Regions from separate parts of the Homo sapiens genome. Here region 1 is linked to region 2. Evidence: read pairs that join two places in POLR2A ChIA-PET (ENCODE). Cell type or tissue: HepG2. All regions are shown on one strand. Links, peaks and the distances in the headings refer to the core of each region. The heading gives the core; the rest is flanking DNA.

What was found. Peaks named below come from ENCODE experiments on the same cell type or tissue, not always from the same donor. Only the 100,000 strongest peaks of a DNase experiment are listed, where the experiment ranks them.
Region 1: POLR2A ChIA-PET joins it to region 2 with 10 read pairs; 5 of 35 experiments call an interaction of 5 or more read pairs at or near these places.

The regions. Positions count from the first base shown.
Region 1 is chr2:74,501,150-74,505,490 of GRCh38, reverse strand. PCGF1 (polycomb group ring finger 1) reads left to right here. Exons shown (of 9, transcript NM_032673.3): 8 at 72-152; 9 at 301-448. The coding sequence ends at 348. LBX2-AS1 (LBX2 antisense RNA 1) reads right to left here and starts at 2,898. Exons shown (of 2, transcript NR_152616.1): 1 at 2,539-2,898; 2 at 426-1,851. It also overlaps a transcript of LBX2 not described here. RefSeq lists enhancers at 1,999-2,068, 1,975-2,269, 1,740-2,365, 2,366-2,990. In HepG2, for the core only: a CTCF peak has its summit at 2,374; DNase peaks (open chromatin) are centred at 2,410, 2,940 and 3,890; H3K4me3 peaks cover 3,496 bases.
Region 2 is chr2:74,427,586-74,431,898 of GRCh38, reverse strand. RTKN (rhotekin) reads left to right here. Exons shown (of 12, transcript NM_001015055.2): 3 at 1,222-1,283; 4 at 1,381-1,434; 5 at 1,530-1,647; 6 at 1,862-2,071; 7 at 2,957-3,051; 8 at 3,162-3,268; 9 at 3,503-3,631; 10 at 4,307-4,313. Among named protein-coding and RNA genes, the nearest start is that of WDR54, 8.0 kb to the right of the region's middle. In HepG2, for the core only: a CTCF peak has its summit at 1,904; DNase peaks (open chromatin) are centred at 1,868 and 2,148.

The DNA of each region.
Region 1 (4,341 bases), core at 1-4,000, 74 kb before region 2:
TCTAGGGTGGACCAGGGTAGTTTTTGACCTGCCAGAAAGTTCCTAAAATTATGCCCCCATCTCCCTCCTAGGTGCAGCTCCTTTTTGACAATGAAGTTCTCCCTGATCACATGACAATGAAGCAGATATGGCTCTCCCGCTGGTTCGGCAAGGTAAGCCAGGCCACCCTCCCTGGGATCACACCCCCTTCAGACTCCCCCCAACCATCCTACAGTCCTCAGGGGAAGGGTGGGCTGAGGGGCCCTTTGAATAATATAAGAACATTCCCCACTGACTACTACTTCCTCATTCTCTCCTTAGCCATCCCCTTTGCTTTTACAATACAGTGTGAAAGAGAAGAGGAGGTAGGGGCCAAGCCCCCACCCCATCCCACTCCCCTTCCCTCCCCAGATATTTATGTGAAATGAACTGCAGCTTTATTTTTTGAAATAAAAACTTTTAAAAAGCACCTCTCTTCTGCCTTATTCTTCCTGCCTCACACTCATGCTGTGTCCTGCCTTCTTCAAAAATCCTCTGAGTTTCATTGTGAAGAAGGGCCTGTCCTCTATGGCCATGGGCCCTCAATGTCTTGCCAAAGGAGAAGGGTAGAGGATCCCTATATGTGTGAAACCAGGCCTCCCACACCACTCTTTTTGGTGATGGGAAGGTTTCCTGGAGGGGAGCTCTCAGCTGTCTTTGTATGCTGCAGCATACAGTGCGGGTGCGGGCCTCTTAGGAGGTTTCCTAATTCAGCGGTGGTGAGAAGGCTAGAGTTGGACAGTGGCTGCTGCAGGATTGAACAAGTGTGATTTTTTAAAGAAAAATCCAAAGAATTGCATTATAGTTTTATAACTTGGGGGATGGGGACAAAAAGGAGGGAGAAGTCTAAAAAACAAATGGAGTGGGGCCACAGGAATTGTCAGAAATGGAGGCTTAGGCTGTCCATACAGGATTCAGCAAGTACTTGGGGACTGCGACTAGAAGAAGCCAGGGTGGGGAATAAGTAGCTGAGGAGGAGAGGGAGCTGATGTGGAGGAGAGCAAGGGCAACTTCAAGGAACAAAAGGGAAGCTGCAAGGCACCAGCTCCATTAATTCAGCAAACATTCCTTGTCTGTATGCCATGCCAGGGTCCTTGTTCTATGGTTCTCTCAGTGGGGTAGCTAGAAACTTGCCCAACAGACAGGAACAGACAGAAGCCAAAGCAAAGAATTCCTGAAGGTAGCCGGCCTGCTGCCAAACCTGGGACAAACTGTATGGAGGCGCAGCGTGTGTAGCCAGAACCCGAGTTAAAACCTAGGTCCCACCCTGGCCGGTCTGACTCCACGGCTTCTAGGGGTTGGTTGTGCGAAGCTGTTGAGGGCTGAAGGCGCTAACCATCAAAGATGGAGGTCGGGTGGCAGAAGATGGGGTGGGAGGCAGAGAGTGAGTACAGCGAAGGCGGCCTCAACTGGATAAGAAAACTCCAGACTTGCGGGAAAGGCCTGAGCTCGCATTGGACGCTCTGGGGTGCCACAGTCGGACACTGTTTCCGGGAGACCTCCGCCTCTCCGCGCGGATGAAGAGGCTGCAGACGCCGAAGAAGAGCTCGAGTGCGTGGGGCACTGATGGGGATCGGGGTGGGCACACAGCAGACGGCCTGGGTACGCTTCTTTCCTGACATGGTCTCCAAGGTTAGCAAAGCTTCCAAACGTTTCCAGGCCTCCAGCCTGGAATGCCTCTCCCCCCGCTCCCCGACCTCTTCCAGGAACACCCCAGCTCAGGGCTCCCCACTCCCCTTCCTGCGAATTGAAGCTCTGTGGGCTTTGCGGTCCGGGCGGGCGAGTACCTGGCGGCCGGGGCTGTTCTCCAGGAGTTTCTGCGCGAAAAGTTTCCTAGGAGTGACGGGATGGCGTGGGCTCAGGGGAGAGTAGAAACGCTCCCGGGGGCTTTGCAGGGACCGAGCAGCTGCGGGAGCTGGGGAGCAGTCTGACTGGGACTCCCTGGAAGGCCCTGCCATTGGGGCTGGGCGGCAGCTCGGCGTCGAAAAAGCCGGGTCTGAAGATTAATGTGCCGAGGCCGGAGACCCTGAGGACCAAGTCACGGGACTTGCCCTTGGTGACTCACGCCTTGAGGCCGAGCAGCGCGGAAGGCGCTCAGGCCGGATCTGGGGTGGGGCCCAGCCGAGCCTTGGTCTTGTCTGTCAGCAGCGGCAGCTGCACTGCGTCTCCCAAGGTGGCTGAAGCTGGCCAGCTGCGGGCTCCGCGCCGCTCGTCCCGGGTCTATGGGTCCATTCCCCACGCCCACCCGGACCCCGGGGTCACTCGGGTCTCCGTCTGTGCCAGGGAGGGAGAATCACGCCCAGGGTCCTCTCTGGCTTCGCGCGACTGAGAACGCGCCCGGACGCGGCGCGGCGCTCCTGAGTCAAAGGAGAGGTGGCGGCAGGACCACCCCAGGGCGCCGTCTGCACCCCCGGACGCACTCGGCCGTGCTGCGCTTCCGGGACAAGGCGTCGGTTCTCGCCTGAGGGCCAAACCTTGCCCCTGCCCACCTTCCTCACCCCCGCCATTTCCAGGACTCACATCCAAAGGCGACAGCACCAGGATTTGCTCCCGCCTTTGGCACAGAGGAGGACGGGTCCCTCTCTCAGCCTGGCCAGTCTTTCCCAGGGCTTGATGGGAAAAAGGACTTCCCTAGAAGTGAGTCTTGGGGAGTTGGGGGGAGAAAAGTGTCGAGGAGGGCGTCGGAGTTTCCCACCGCTGGCTGCTTCCCGGCCCGCACGCCCGGGAGGGTGGCGGTGGGCGCGCAGAGATCTTTGCAAAACAGCGTCCAGGGCGGAAAACAACTCACAGGCCTGCCGCCCCCAAAGTCACGAAACTAAGATATAAGGACCGGTTCACTCCGCAGTAGCGCTTTCTGAAAGAGAAAACAATCCCAGAAGTGTGCGGGACGGACGGAAGCCCCGCCTCACGCTCCTCCGCCTGGACTTTGCTCCCTGAACTCCCACTGCCCTCTCACTCCGGTTCACGGACGTTTCCTAAGGGTGGGGAGGAGGGGAGCAAGCTCTTCGCTGAGATTGTCCTTGTCCACCTCCCCAAGGGGGTTATTCCGAGGGTCCTCCAACCCTGCTACACATTCACAGAATTCAGTGGAATGTCCGGGCCGGCAATCCGAGACTAAAGGTCGTTTATTGAGCAGGCCTCCGTGCCACCAGTGGGGAACGGGGTCGAGCGGGGGCGGCCCGGGGTGGAGGAACCCGCCGATGGGGTGTGTGGGTGCAAGATAAGGTGGGGGTAGGGCTGAGGGGTGAGAATGGGAAATCTGAAAGGGGAGGTGTGAGGAAGCATCCTTAAGCGGGAATGGGGTGCCTTCCCAAGACAGCGAATTTGGAATGTGGGGATCTCTACAAGGGGAGGGAGCGCAGGGCCCCGAAATGTCTGAATGGACAATCAAAGGAATCTGAGAAGGTGGGAAACACAAGAGACTGCCTGAAAAGGAAAACCGTTGGCCCCGCGGGGCCAGCGGTGAAGGCTGGCCTCCGTGCATCTCTTGAGAAGGATCGTGAACAGGGAGGGTTCTACCCGCGGGTGGGAAGAGGCGAGCACCCAGGAGCTTCTGTGCTTCCAAGCTGGGGTGGGGGGTAACCTATAGGACAGCCGAGTGAGTGTCCCCTCCCCAACCCAGAACAAGTTTTAATCTCTTAATCTTCCTCATTAATCACTCACCCTCCTACCCCTCTCTGTGGATCCGATTTCGCCCCAGCTCGAGTTCCAGTACTGAGAAAAGTCCCCTTCTGTGGCCCCACGATCCCCTGGACTAGTCCCTGGCCGCTTTGACGACCTTAGAGGGGCCTCTGCTGTCCTGGGCCTCCTCCCTTTGCTACTCTCCACTTCCATCTCCTCCCCCAAACTCATGTTTAGGAGCTGTCCAATCCCAGTACCTGAGCCCAGCTGCAGAGGGGAGAACTAGGCGGGAGAGATGGAAGGGGCTGTGAGGCACAGGCCCATCAGCAGAGCTCCACACTCCTCACAGACACACGTAAGTAATTGAGAGCAGAGGTAGAGACAGACACAAAAGCCACATAGAGGATGCATGAGTGAAGGTTGCAGCATCTGCTTGGTGATATGCCTGGGATGCAGTGGGGCAGTTCCTGCTGCCTCCAGAGAGCTGCTTTATTGCACATTAAGTGAAACCACTAGGATGGTTTCCAGGGCTGAGGCCTGTAGCCCGAAGATCTCTCCAGGCCCTCCCCTGCCCCTCACCATTAATAACCATTTAACAACGTCCTGAGGCAGCTCAGCTTTCCACCATGGCCTGGCTCTGCTCTTTGATCCAGCAGTGGCCCATCAGCCTTTAAGTGTGTTGCTCAGCTTTCCAGGAGGGCA
Region 2 (4,313 bases), core at 314-4,313:
TGCCATGATAAAACCAAAATATTGGGGAAAATATTTGGCAAATTATTCTAAGAATATGCCAATTTGGATAAAGTGGTCATTTGGAGAACTGGTTTTTAGGAAAGTGGCCTACTTACTCCACTGAGGCTGCTAGGGGAAATAGTCCCAGCCCCTCACAGGTATGGTGCCCATTCCAGCCATGAAGGCTGACACAAGAGGAGGTTGCCAGGAGCTCACCCATGAAGCTACCAGAAGAAGGCAGAAAACCCACTGTATGGCTATCCCATGAAGCTAGAGGAAGGGCAAGCTGGTGGGGGGACAGCCTCTGAGAGGCAGCATGGACAGACTCTGTCCTGCCAAAGTCCTCACACAGCCCACACAGGTGATTTGAGGTACACCCCAAGTGCCTGGCAGCTAAACACATTGCCATTAGTGCCACATCATTTAGCTTAAGGCTCTACTAAGTCAGTAATTACTTTAGTGGCATTATGAGTAAGTACAGATGAACTGGCAGTCGCTTCAGGAAAGGGACACATGGTGAGTCCTGATGATGGGCAGGGAGGGAAGGAAGGTGGGGTGTCGGGCCCTGCAGTGGGGTGTGGGGGAGCTGCAGAACTTGGGGCACTAGTAGGGTACACCATATCAGGCCAGGAGGAAAAAGGAGAAATCAAAGTTGGGGAGTGGTAGGGAAGGAAAAGGGTCTGTAGTGAATGGAACGTAACTCTTCCCTATTGGTGATTTTCCTTTGAACAAATGTTGGCCAAATTATTTTCTGACCCAGTACCCTCCTATATCAAAGAAGTGATGGGATGGTGGGAAATAAGCAGCTTTCCTATTGTTAAAAAAAAAAAAAATAAAGACTGGAGACCCCTCTAAGCCAGGGGTTTAATGGAGAGCCCTGGAAATGAAGTCTTTCTGTGGGCACCTGTCCCCTCAAGGCTGCACCTGTCCTTGGCAGGGATCTGGAGAGGTGGTCAGGGAGGTTGCTTGGAGAGAGGAGCCCTGAGCTTGTGCCTTATGTGTGAGTTAATGTGGCTTGAGTGTCCCTGGTGTCCCCAAGCCTGGCAAACTGCTGGGTTCAATGAACAACTTTCCCTTATAGTCCCTCAGCCCTGCCTGTCGGCCTGGCTGGGAACCTGGTGGCTGAGGCGCTGGGATCAGGGGGATCCTAGAGTCGTTGGGACCAGAGCAAGGGGGAATAGTGGCTAGAGGCCAGGCCAGGACATTGTGATTTATCCACAGGCCTTCTGACAGTGGCCCGCCCGCTGAGCGCTCCCCCTGCCGCGGCCGGGTCTGCATCTCTGGTAAGAAGCACAGCTACCCCAGCTGCTGGTACCCCTTGCCCAAGCACACGGCCTCCTGCCCCATCTCAACATCTATTCTTACCCCTCTGCCCCTTAGACCTCCGGATTCCACTCATGTGGAAGGACACAGAATATTTCAAGAACAAAGGTGGTGAGTTCCACACACCCTGGGACAAATTCAGGGGAATGACCCTGAAGTAGGAGGCTCTCGTGGGACGTGTTTTTTGTTTTGCCCTTTGTCCCCAGACTTGCACCGCTGGGCTGTGTTCCTGCTGCTGCAGCTGGGGGAACACATCCAGGACACAGAGATGATCCTAGTGGACAGGACCCTCACAGACATCTCCTTTCAGAGCAATGTGCTCTTGTGAGTACCTCACACTGTGGCTACCTCCTTCCTCCACTCTGCTCCAGTTCTGGATGAGCGAGTTCCAGGGGAGGAAGCTGGGATGGGGGCAGGGTGGAGAGGAGGGGCACCTGGCCTTCTCTGTGGAGCTGTCCTGCACTTGCCTCACCCACATCCCCTACCCTCTGCCTCCCTGGACTTTCCTGTGACCACCCTCCTTTCTTCCTCCCACCAGCGCTGAGGCGGGGCCAGACTTTGAACTGCGGTTAGAGCTGTATGGGGCCTGTGTGGAAGAAGAGGGGGCCCTGACTGGCGGCCCCAAGAGGCTTGCCACCAAACTCAGCAGCTCCCTGGGCCGCTCCTCAGGGAGGCGTGTCCGGGCATCGCTGGACAGTGCTGGGGGTTCAGGGAGCAGTCCCATCTTGCTCCCCACCCCAGTTGTTGGGTAAGGCCTTGCACACCGACACCACCCTCAGCTGCCTGTATTCTGCCCACAGGTGACCTTTGAACTGTGTTGAGTGTGCAGAACCCATTTTGCATTGCTGCCAGGATGTGCAGACAGATATGAATGAGCAGTGGCCACGTAGCTGGGAGGCATTCCAGCCCACGCCCCAGAGCTGGGCTGAAGCCAGTCCAGAAGACCAGTGGGAAGGCAGGGAGACTTAGGCCCTGGGGTCTTACCTTTTTAGCAGCAGCAAATACATTTTATTTTTAGAGACAGGGTCTCACTATGTTGCCCAGGCTAGTCTCGAACTCCTGGGCTCAAGTGATCCTCCCGCCTCGGCCTCCCAAAGTGGTAGGATTACAGGCGTGAGCCACAGCACTCAGCCTAGCAAATACATTTTATGTGGATAGAGCAGAGCTTCTTGGTTGGAGCAGAGTACCCTGGGACCTATGGTGGTACCTAAATGCACCTGGAGACACCGCATGGGACCACTGAGACTCTGAGAAGCAGTTTGAGAACCTTTGGGTAGTGAACAGAATACTGATTTTGGACATAGATATGGGTTCAAATTCAAACTCCCCCACTTTCCACCTATAAATTATGGGCAAGTTTCTTAACCTCTCTAAGCCTCAAGCTGCCTCATCTAGTTGAAGAATGCCACCAACCTCACAGGGCTGTCATAGGAATACAGTGGGATAAAACATATAAAGCATACGTCCTGACACTTAGCTGGAGCTCGGTAAATGTTCATTCCTAACCCTCTGGGGAGGCAAGCGAGTTTTCTGTGGGGCAGTCTGAACAATGGGGCAGATCTGCTCAGCCCTTAGAGTTCCTGCTGGCCAACATGCCCCTCCCTTGGCTGATGCTCTCTCCTATCTCCCTCAGTGGTCCTCGTTACCACCTCTTGGCTCACACCACACTCACCCTGGCAGCAGTGCAAGATGGATTCCGCACACATGACCTCACCCTTGCCAGTCATGGTAAGTATGTGTGTGCATGGGGGACATACACATGTGATGGTGAGAAGAGGGGCTGTGGGATGGTCCCCTTCTCATTCCCCTACCTCACCCTGCACTTCCTCCTCCCCCAGAGGAGAACCCTGCCTGGCTGCCCCTTTATGGTAGCGTGTGTTGCCGTCTGGCAGCTCAGCCTCTCTGCATGACTCAGCCCACTGCAAGTGGTACCCTCAGGGTGCAGGTGAGGGGGCCCTGAGGAGTGGAAGGGAGCAGGGAGAAGGCAGAGGAGAGCTGGATAACCAGGAATAGAAGAGCTAATGAAAAATCAAGATTTGGGTGGAAGAAATGGGGTATGGCCAGACGAGGGGAGGAATGGACAGCAGGGTGGACAAAACGAACAGGTTCTCATGGGGGGCTGAGAAGAGGGATACTGGGGGCCGTGACTTCCCCAGAAAATGTTGAGTCATTTGTGCAGCAAGCTGGGGAGATGCAGAACTGGGCACAAGTGCATGGAGTTCTGAAAGGCACAAACCTCTTCTGTTACCGGCAACCTGAGGATGCAGACACTGGGGAAGAGCCGCTGCTTACTATTGCTGTCAACAAGGTGATGGGTCCCTTGGTAGTAAGGCCACCAAGGGCACAGGCCCAGGAGCCTCTCCTTCAGGCCCCAGGAGGGTGGGCACATACCTCAGAGAGATAGAAGCAGGCCTCCTGCTCCTGACAGTGCCACATCCAGCTTCAGGGGCCCGTATTTTCCCCAACTACAGCATCACTGTGAGAGGATCGTCCCATTCACTTGCCATCCTCAGTCCCTGCCAAATCTCAGAGAGGGTTCTCTCGCCTGCAGGTTCAGGGCTTTTCATCCTCTCTCCCTCTTCTCCCTCAGATTCCAATTTATATCTACTTTACCACTTCCCATTTCTCTCCAGGTCCAATTGCCCTTCTTTGCTCCCTATCCCTTTTATGGGCTTTCCTGCCTACTTTTTGTCAGTTCTGAGGGACCTCTGGCTGGAGCATCCTTGCCTACCTTTGTGTCTTCCCTGCCTTGCTCAATCCCTTTTTCCCTGTCTCAAGCTGCTCCTCCTCCCCTGACTCAGGACTGGCTGTCTCATCCCCAGCCCTTTTTTGCCATTCCTTCCTACTCTGGTCAGTAGGAGGCAAATGAGAGGGCTCAGCAAAAGCCCCACAAGCTCATTCTTCTAAGGCAGGCGTGATCAAGGCTGCCTGATTGTCACTGCCAACTTCTGTGACCAAGGTAGACCTCTTCTTTCTCCTGCAGGAGACTC